2 separate regions of the Homo sapiens genome follow, and region 1 is linked to region 2. The links are chromatin loops, found by intact Hi-C in ENCODE. Cell type or tissue: CD4-positive, alpha-beta T cell. All regions are shown on one strand. Each heading gives the region's core, and the rest is flanking DNA. Links, peaks and the distances in the headings are about the cores only.

Region 1 (4,386 bases), core at 205-4,204, 120 kb after region 2:
CACAGCGAGGGTGGATTTGTGGTGATTACATTTTGGGGTAATGGAATTGTCCTGTATCTTGATTGAGGTCATAGTTATGCAACTGTATATGTTTTCAAAATTCATAGAACTGTACGCTGAAATACTCTTTTCAGTGTACAGTTCTATGAATTTCACTCTGTGTAAGTTATAGCTCAACAAATAGAAGCCATATTTACAAAATCTTAAATCATGTAAATTATGATGTAAAACATGTAAATAGACTTTGCTGCAGAACCAGAAAGGCCAACTAGATGTGCAGAGAAGTATGAAATAAACCCTGAAGTCACTAAGCTTGGGGTGCTCCCAACAGCAGAAGATTCCAAATGGCAAGGTTGCATTGGTTCTCTTTATTTAAACTCCGTCAAATGGCTGAGAACCGTTGGCATGTTTTGTACTGTGGAAAATTCAAATAAACTGTAAGAACAAAATTAAAACCATCTGTAAACTGTGGGGTTTTTTTTTTACACAAATGGTAACTTATATACACTGCTCCGTGCCTTTTTTTTTTTAAACGTAACATATCTTAGAGCTTTTTCCCATCACCATCTAGAACATCTAGAAAGTTTATTTATTCTTTTTTTTTTTTTTTTGAGGCGGAGTCTCGCTGTGTCCCCCAGGCTGGAGTGCAGTGGCAAGATCTCTGCTCACTGCAAGCTCTGCCTCCCGAGTTCACACCATTCTCCTGCCTCAGCCTCCCGAGTAGCTGGGACTACAGGCGCCTGCCACCATGCCTGGCTAATTTTGTTTTTGTATTTTTAGTAGAGACAGGGTTTCACCGTGTTAGCCAGGATGGTCTCGATCTCCCGACCTCGTGATCCAACCACCTCGGCCTCCCAAAGTGCTAGGAGTACAGGCGTGAGCCACGGCGCCCCACCTTTTTGTTTTGTTTTGCTTTGTTTTTTAAAAAACAGAGTCTCACTCTGTTGCCCAGGCTGGAGTGCAGTGGCTCAATCTAGGCTTACCGCAACCTCCACCTCTGAGGTTCAAGCAATTTGTGCCTCAGCCTCTCGAGTAGATGGGATTACAGGCGCCCAACACTACGCCCAGCTCTTTTTATTTTTTTAGTAGAGATGGGGTTTCGCCATGTTGCCCAGGCTGGCCTTGAACTCCTGACCTCAGGTGATCCTCCCGCTTTGGCCTCCCAAAGTGCTGGGATTACAGGCATGAGCCACCACACCCAGCCTCTTGATTATTTTTAATAGTTAATGTTTTATTGTATTAAGCCAATCTCCTGTTGATGGATACTTAGATTACTTTAGATTACTTTGTTTATAATATTTTCTTTCTTTTTTTTTTTCCTTTTTTTTGAAAGAGAGTGTCGTGGCTGGGCACAGTGGCTCATGCCTGTAATCCCAGCACTTTGGGAGGCCAAGGCGGACAGATCACGTGAGGTCAGGGTGTGAGACCAGCCTGGCCAACATGACGAAACCCCATCTCTACTAAAAATACAAAAAATAGCCGGGTGTGGTGGCGGGCACCCATAATCCCAGTTACTTGGGAGGCTGAGGCAGGAGAATTGGTTGAACCCGGGAGGCGGAGGTTGCAGTAAGCTGAGATCATGCCAGTGCACTCCAGCCTGGGCAACAAAAGCGAAACTCTGTCTCAAAGAAAGAAAGAAAGAAAGAAAGAGAGTGTCGCTGTGTCGCCCAGGTTAGAGTGCACTGGCATGATCTCAGCTCACTGCAGCCTCCGACTCCCAGGTTCAAGCGATTCTCCTGCCTCACCCTCCCGAGTAGCCGAAACTACGGGTGCCCGCCATCATGCCCAGCTAATTTTTGTATTTTTAGTAGAGACGGGGTTTCACCATGTTGACTAGGCTGGTCTCGAACTCCTGACCTCAAGTGATCCACCCACCTCAGCCTCCCAAAGTGCTGGGATTACAGGCGTGAGCCAATATGCCCAGACGTTTATAATATTTTCTACCCTAAGATGAACCAGTGGAAGTGATAATAGCCTTAAAATTGAGGATGGGAATTAATGTGGGTATTGTCTATAACAGGAGTTTTTTGTTGTTGTTGTTGTTGTTGTTGTTGTTTTTGAGACGGAGTCTCACTCTGTCGCCCAGGCTGGAGTGCAGTGGTGCAATCCTGGCTCACTGCAAGCTCCGCGCCCCGGGTTCACTCCATTCTCCTGCCTCAGCCTCCCAAGTAGCTGGGACTACAGGCGCCTGCCACCATGCCTGGCTAATTTTTTGTATTTTTAGTAGAGACGGGGTTTCACCATGTTAGCCAGGATGGTCTCGATCTCCTGACCTCGTGATCCGTCTGCCTTGGCCTCCCAAAGTGCTGGGATTACAGACGTGAGCCACTGCGCCCGGCCATTTTTTTTTTTTTTTTAATAGTCAGGGCCTCCCTCTGTTGCCCAGGCTGGAGTACAATGGTACAATCATAGCTCACTTCAGTCTTAAGCTCCTGGGCTCAAGAGATCTTCCCCACTTAGCCTCCTGAGTAGCTGGGACTACGGGCATGCACCACTATAGCCGGCTACTTTTTAAACTTTTTGTAGAGACAGGGTCTCACTAGGTTGCCCAGGTTGGTCTTGAACCCCTGGCCTCAAGTGATCCTCCTGCCTCCGCCTCCCAAAGTGCTGGGATTACAGGTATGAGCCACTGTACCTGGCTTTAATAAGATATTTTTTCTTTTTTTTGTGTGACAGAGTCTTGCTCTGTCGCCAGGCTGGAGTGCAGTGGCACGATCTCAGCTCAATGAACCCTGCCTCCCGGGTTCAAGTGATTCTCCTGCCTCAGCCTCCTGAGTAGCTAGGATTACAGGTGTGTACCACCATGCCCAGCTAATTTTTTTTTTTTTTTTTTTTTTTGTATTTTTAGTAGAAACAGGGTTTCGCTATGTTGGCCAGGCTGGTCTCAAATTCCTGACCTCAAATGATCTGCCTGCCTTGGCCTCCCAAAGTGCTGGGATTACAGGCATGAGCCACCGTGCCCAGCCAAGAGGGACAAAAACCTTTTCACAGAAAAACATTTTTATACAACTTAACCAGAAAGCTTCATTTCAGGTTCAGGAAGTGGAAGGGGCAAAATCCTGGATTTTCACAAATTTCCAAAATGGGCTTATATAACTCTCCACCCTTTTCTTTCTTTTTTTTTTTCTTTTAGAGACAGGGTCTCATTCTGCTGCCCAGGCTGAAGTGCAGTGGTGCAATTATAGCTCACTGTACCCTTGAACTCCTGGGCTCAAGGGATCCCCCCATCTCAGCCTCTTAAAGTGCTGGGATTACAGGTGTCAGCCACTGCTCCTGGCTCGCCACCAATGCTTTTCATTCTGATCATTTCTGTAGTGAGCAGCATAGAAGAAATAATGCCTTTTGAGGGACAGTTGCATTTAACAGACAGCCTTACTAAGGTGAGTACGTCAGGACAAAGATGCGGGAAGGAGAATCAGGCTATTAGTCCATTGTTGCAAATTGCAACGAATTGAGAAAGTCAGACACAACGATCAACTGCAGTGAAACATTTGGTGGGGAGTTTTGAGAGTCCAGTCTGAAGGAGTGCGTGGAAGGATCACGGTCCCTGTGATGTACCCTCTCTCGGCTTGTTGCTTTGGGCAGGAATCACAAGTTAGGAAGGAATCAGCACCAGAAATGCAGAGCTGGCTGGGCGCAGTGGCTCACGCCTGTAATCCCAGCACTTTGGGAGGCCGAGGCGGGAAGATCACCTGAGGCCAAGAGTTCGAGATCAGCCTCGCCAACATGGCGAAGCCCTGTCTCTGATAAAAAATACAAAAATTAGCTTGGTGTGGTGGCGCATGCCTGTAGTCTTAACTACTTGGGAGACTGAGGCGGGAGAATCACTTGAACCTAGGAGGCGGAGGTTGCAGTGAGCAGAGATCACGCCATTGCACTTCAGCTTGGGAGACATCCCAAGACCATCTTAAAAAAAAAAAAAGGAGGGGGGGTGCCGGGCGCGGTGGCTCACGCCTATAATCCCGGCACTTTGGGAGGCCAAGGCGAGCGAATCACGAGGTCAGGAGATTGAGACCATCCTGGCTAACACGGTGAAACCTCATCTCTACTAAAAATACAAAACATTAGCTGAGCCAGGTGGCAGGTGCCTGTATTCCCAGCTACTCCGGAGGCTGAGGCAGGAGAATGGCGTGAACCTTGGAGGTGGAGCTTGCAGTGAGCCGAGATTGCACCATTGCACTCCAGCCTAAAAAAAAAAAAAAAAAAAAAAAAAGCTTGCATTGAGCCGAGATGCCAAGATCACGCCACTGCACTCCAGCCTGGGCCACAGAGGGAGACTCTGTCTCAAAAAAAAAAAAAAAAAAAAAAAAAAAAAGGCCGAGAGCGGTGGCTCACGCCTGTAATCCCAGCACTTTGGGAGGCCGAGGTGGGCAGATCACCTGAGGT
Region 2 (4,386 bases), core at 154-4,153:
ACTACAGTCTTGATCTCCTGTGCGCAAGCGATCCTTCGATCCTTCCCACCTCAGCCCTCCAAGTATCTGGGACTACAAGTGCACGCCACCACACCCAGCTAATTGTTTATTAGCAGAGACGGGTCTCCTTATGTTGCCCAGACTGGTCTTGAACTCCTAGGCTCAAGCAATCCCTCTGCCTTGGCCTCCCAAAATGCTGGGATTGTGAGCCACTGTGCCTAGCCCAATTTTTAAAATTTTTTAGAGATCGGGGTCTCGCTATGTTGCCTAGGTTGGTCTGGAACTCTTGGCCTCAAGTGATCCTCCTGCCTCAGCCTCTCAAGCAGCCGGGACTCCAGGCATATGCAGGACTTCCTTATTTCTATAGGAAGCAGAGACAAGCGGGTTGCTCTGTGCCCACCCTCTTTCTCAAGTATTTTGTGCGACACGTGGGCACTGGTTGCCAGGGCTAAACACCTCACCAACAAAGCAGGACAGCCCAGGGATTAAACTCAAGAATCCTGGCTGGGCACAGTGGCTCACACCTGTAATCCCAGCACTTTGGGAGGCCGAGGTGAGTGGATCACATGAAGTCGGGAGTTTGAGACCAGCCTGACCAACATGGAGAAACCCCGTCTCTACTAAAAATACAAAATTAGCCAGGCAAGATGGCGCATGCCTATCATCCTAGCTACTCAGGAGGCTGAGGCAGGAGAATTGCTTGAACCCGAGAGGTGGAGGTGCGGTGAACTGAGATGGCGCCATTGCACTCCAGCCTGGGCAACAAGAGTGAAACTCCGTCTCAAAAAAAAAAAAAAATCAAGAATCCTGAATGATGTGGTGATGTGCGCCTATAATATCAGCTACTAGAGAGGCTGGGGCAGAGGGATCACTTGAGCCCAGGAAGTCGAGGCTGCAGTGAGCTGTGATCACACCACTGCACTCCAGCCTGGGCGACAGAGTGAGACACTGCCTCTTAAAAAAAAAAAAATCCTGAACAAGTGAGAAGACTGCCATCAATTTGATGGCGTTTGGACATTTATGTAAAGTATCTTTACCAGAAAATCAAGAAAATATAAACTTTTAGATTTTGGAAAGGGTATTATACACAAAGAAGCACAAGGTCAGAGAAACATTCTCATAAAGGGCTTCTGGAATCACGGATCCACAGATGGGGATATCATGACAAAGACAAAAATATCAGATGACATTTTTAAACATTTAACGTGTGCCGTGTACTGTACGAAACGGATACTCAGTTAATCTTCACAATAATTCTGGAGGTAGGTACTACTATTATGTTTATTTTGTAGATGAGGAAACTGAGGCATGGAGAGGTTCTGAAACTTGACCAAGTCGTAACTGGCACGTGGTCACAGTCAGGATTCAAACCCAGAGCTGCCTGACCCTGGAGCCTCCACAATGTGGCCTCCATGGTTAGCACTGACCTGCAGGCATCAGAGAGCTGCCGGAATACTCCTCACCCACAGGAACTGCGAGAGGCACGGCCCACGATGGCATTTTGGTGACTTTCATAGAAGTGTGAACCTCAGGTGCCTGCAGGCCTTGTGAAGGAGAACCTCTCCCTGGCTGAGGAAGGGGCACCTGGGTTTGAAAGGCCTCCTTGTGAGGCAAGGGTGCCTGGAACTTGCTTCAGAATAACCCATGGGGCGGGAGCAGGTCAGTGGGTCTGGACCAAACGGGAGCTGAGAATTGCTGAAGCTGAAGTTGACTGATGGATATGCAGGAGTGTGGGGTGTGTGTGTGCAGTGGCGTGATCACGGCTCACTGCATCCTTGACCTCACAGGCCCAAGCAATTCTCCCACCTCAGCCTCCCGAGAAGCTGGGACCATAGGCACATGCCACTACAGCTATTTTTTTTTTATTTTTTGTAGAGACAGGGTCTCCCTATATTGCCTAGGTTGGTCTTGAACTCCTGGGCTTACTAAAGCGATCCTCCTGCCTCAGCCTCCCAAAGTGCTAGGACTACAGGTGTGAGCCACCGTGACTGGCCAAGAGTTCATTTTATTCTTTTCTCTGTTTTTGTGTTTGCTTGGAATTTTACAAAATAAAATTAAAAATAAGAAAATGAGGGGCGATCCCATCGCCTCTTAAGAGGAACATGCTGACTCAACAGGAAATACTGAGGGAAGAGCCCCCCACTGAGTAAGCACCTCTGTGCGCTGGGCACCGCACAGACCCTCGCTCTCTAGTCCTCACGACACCCCTACGAGAGCGCAGCCTGCTCCAGCCTCATCTACAGAGCAGACTCCGGCGTTCAGACCACCGCTGGGATGGCTCGCCAAGGAGGCTGGGAACTGCAGCCAGGCCAGCTAGTTTGCACCAAGATGTGCTTCTTCCCTTTCTCCATCTTGAAGTACCAAGTGTTAGGCCAACCAATCACCCAGAGGAGGTGGGTATTTGGTTAAACGTTGGACTAAAAACAGAAGAAGCAGAACCACAGACAGAACCATGCAGATGAAGTGCAGCGGCCGTGGGAACAGTGAGACATCTGAGGCAACATTTCTAATGTAAAATGAGAAGGAAATGAGGTCAGGGAGCGGTGGCTCATGCCTAGAATCCCAGCACTGTGGGAGGCTAAGGAGGGTGGATGGCTCGAGCTCAGGAGTTTGAGACCCGTCTGGCCAACATGGAGAAACCCCATCTCTACCAAAATTGAAAAATTAGCAGAGCATGGTGGCACGCTCCTGTAGTCCCAGCTACTTGGAGGGCTGAGGCTGGAGGACCAGGTGACACAGTGAGACCCTGTCTCCAAAAAAAAAAAAAAAAAGAAGGAAGTGAGAATGAAGAGGGGCCCACTTTTTGCCTTGCTCAGAATTCCGTGGAAGCCACGCCACCTGCTCAGAGTGGTCCTGGGTGCGACTGCTGCACTCATTTTGTAGATGAGGAAGCTGAAGCATGAAGAGGCTGAGACACCTGCCCACGTCTTAGCTGTCATCTGGTCATAGTCCCCATGGTTAAAGGGGACTGAGCCCACCCCACACTCCAAGAAGGAGAGTGCCCACGCCTGGCCAACCTGAGTGGCACATGCCTGATGGCAGTGATGACAGTGACAATGTCTGCAGCTCTGGGAAGGGGACAGGCTCCTGCCTGTGGCATTGAATCCCACTGGATGTGGACTGGGGGCCGGACACGGAGGGAGACAACACAGCAGAAAGCGAGGCCTAAAGAGAGAGACCCTTCCCAGCGACATGGATGAGGGCCTGGCTTAGGTTACACTGCACATCCCCACTCCCTCTGGACCTGGAATTCTGTGAACCAGAAAATGGGTCGACTTAGGTTTCCGTAACTTGTAACCAAAGAATAAGGCTGAGGCCGGGCACGGTGGCTCACGCCTGTAATCCCAGCACTTTGAGAGGCTGATGCAGGTGGATCACTTGAGGTCAGGAGTTCGAGACCAGCCTGGCCAACATGGTGAAATCCTGTCTCTACTAAAAAATACAAAAATTAGCCAGGCATGGTGGTGCATGCCTGTAATCCCAGTTACTCGGGAGGCTGAGGCAGGAGAATCGCTTGAACCTGGGAGGCGGAGATTGCAGTAAACTGAGATCACACCACTGCACTCCAGCCTGCGTGACAGAGCAAGATGCTGTCTCAAAAAAAAAAAAAAAAAAAGAAGAAGAAAGCTGACTAATGATCTCACTCAGTGTGTTGAGCCCCTCCCTCTCTTCAAATGTCGGCGGCTCCGCAGTGAGCACCCCCAGGAGATGTAGAGAATCCCAAGCCTGTGCTTGGAGATTCCGATTGGCTGGACCTGGGCAGGGCCCAGGAGCTGAATAGTCAGTAAATGCTCCGATGCAGCTTCCCAGTTTGGGAAGCCATGTTCTAGGGAACACTCTTTGGAAAATGCCACTCTCTGGAACACCACGTGGGCTGTACGAACTTTCTCAGAGTTGCTTATGTTTCTAGCAATGTGCTATGACAAAATGCACATCAGCCAAAGACCTTTAGAGGAGCTTACAACAGTACCTGGTGATTTTAAGGTCCTCGTTCAAGACTCAGAAGGGATTAAAGGGCTCTGATAACTAATTTCTCGAGAAATGAGTTTTGTGTACCTGGAGCACACAAAACAGGTGATTCTGGGTAGGCCACTGAAGCCGAGAGCAGGGACTGGGACCACAGTTTATATTGCTCAAGTGTTCTCAGCCAACATGAACACTGAGTCTTAGCTGGGTTTCAGGACTTGTGGATTCCTGAAGATGGGCACGTAAAATGCTACATTTATGGAAAGTAGGTTAGCAATAGGGTCTGCAATTTCATATTCTCTGACCCAGTAATTCTACTTCTTGCACTATGACCCAGGAAAATAATGAGAGAAGTGTGCAAAAACCATGCACAGAGATGCTCCACACAGCTGTGTCTCTGACACCAGCTACTTTAGACAA

What was found. Peaks named below come from ENCODE experiments on the same cell type or tissue, not always from the same donor. Only the 100,000 strongest peaks of a DNase experiment are listed, where the experiment ranks them.
Region 1: it touches region 2 in a loop (2.3-fold over the local background); 1 of 110 quality-filtered maps calls a loop at or near these places.

What each region holds. Positions count from the first base shown.
Region 1 is chr12:121,862,526-121,866,911 of GRCh38, reverse strand. The region is part of intron 2 of TIALD (transcript inducer of AURKA lysosomal degradation); the gene reads right to left. It also overlaps a transcript of HPD not described here. Among named protein-coding and RNA genes, the nearest start is that of HPD, 5.9 kb to the right of the region's middle. In CD4-positive, alpha-beta T cell, for the core only: no CTCF peak of the experiment used is centred there; no DNase peak of the experiment used is centred there.
Region 2 is chr12:121,978,794-121,983,179 of GRCh38, reverse strand. The region is part of intron 19 of CFAP251 (cilia and flagella associated protein 251); the gene reads right to left. Among named protein-coding and RNA genes, the nearest start is that of BCL7A, 41 kb to the left of the region's middle. RefSeq lists enhancers at 2,525-2,574, 2,595-2,674. In CD4-positive, alpha-beta T cell, for the core only: no CTCF peak of the experiment used is centred there; a DNase peak (open chromatin) is centred at 2,499.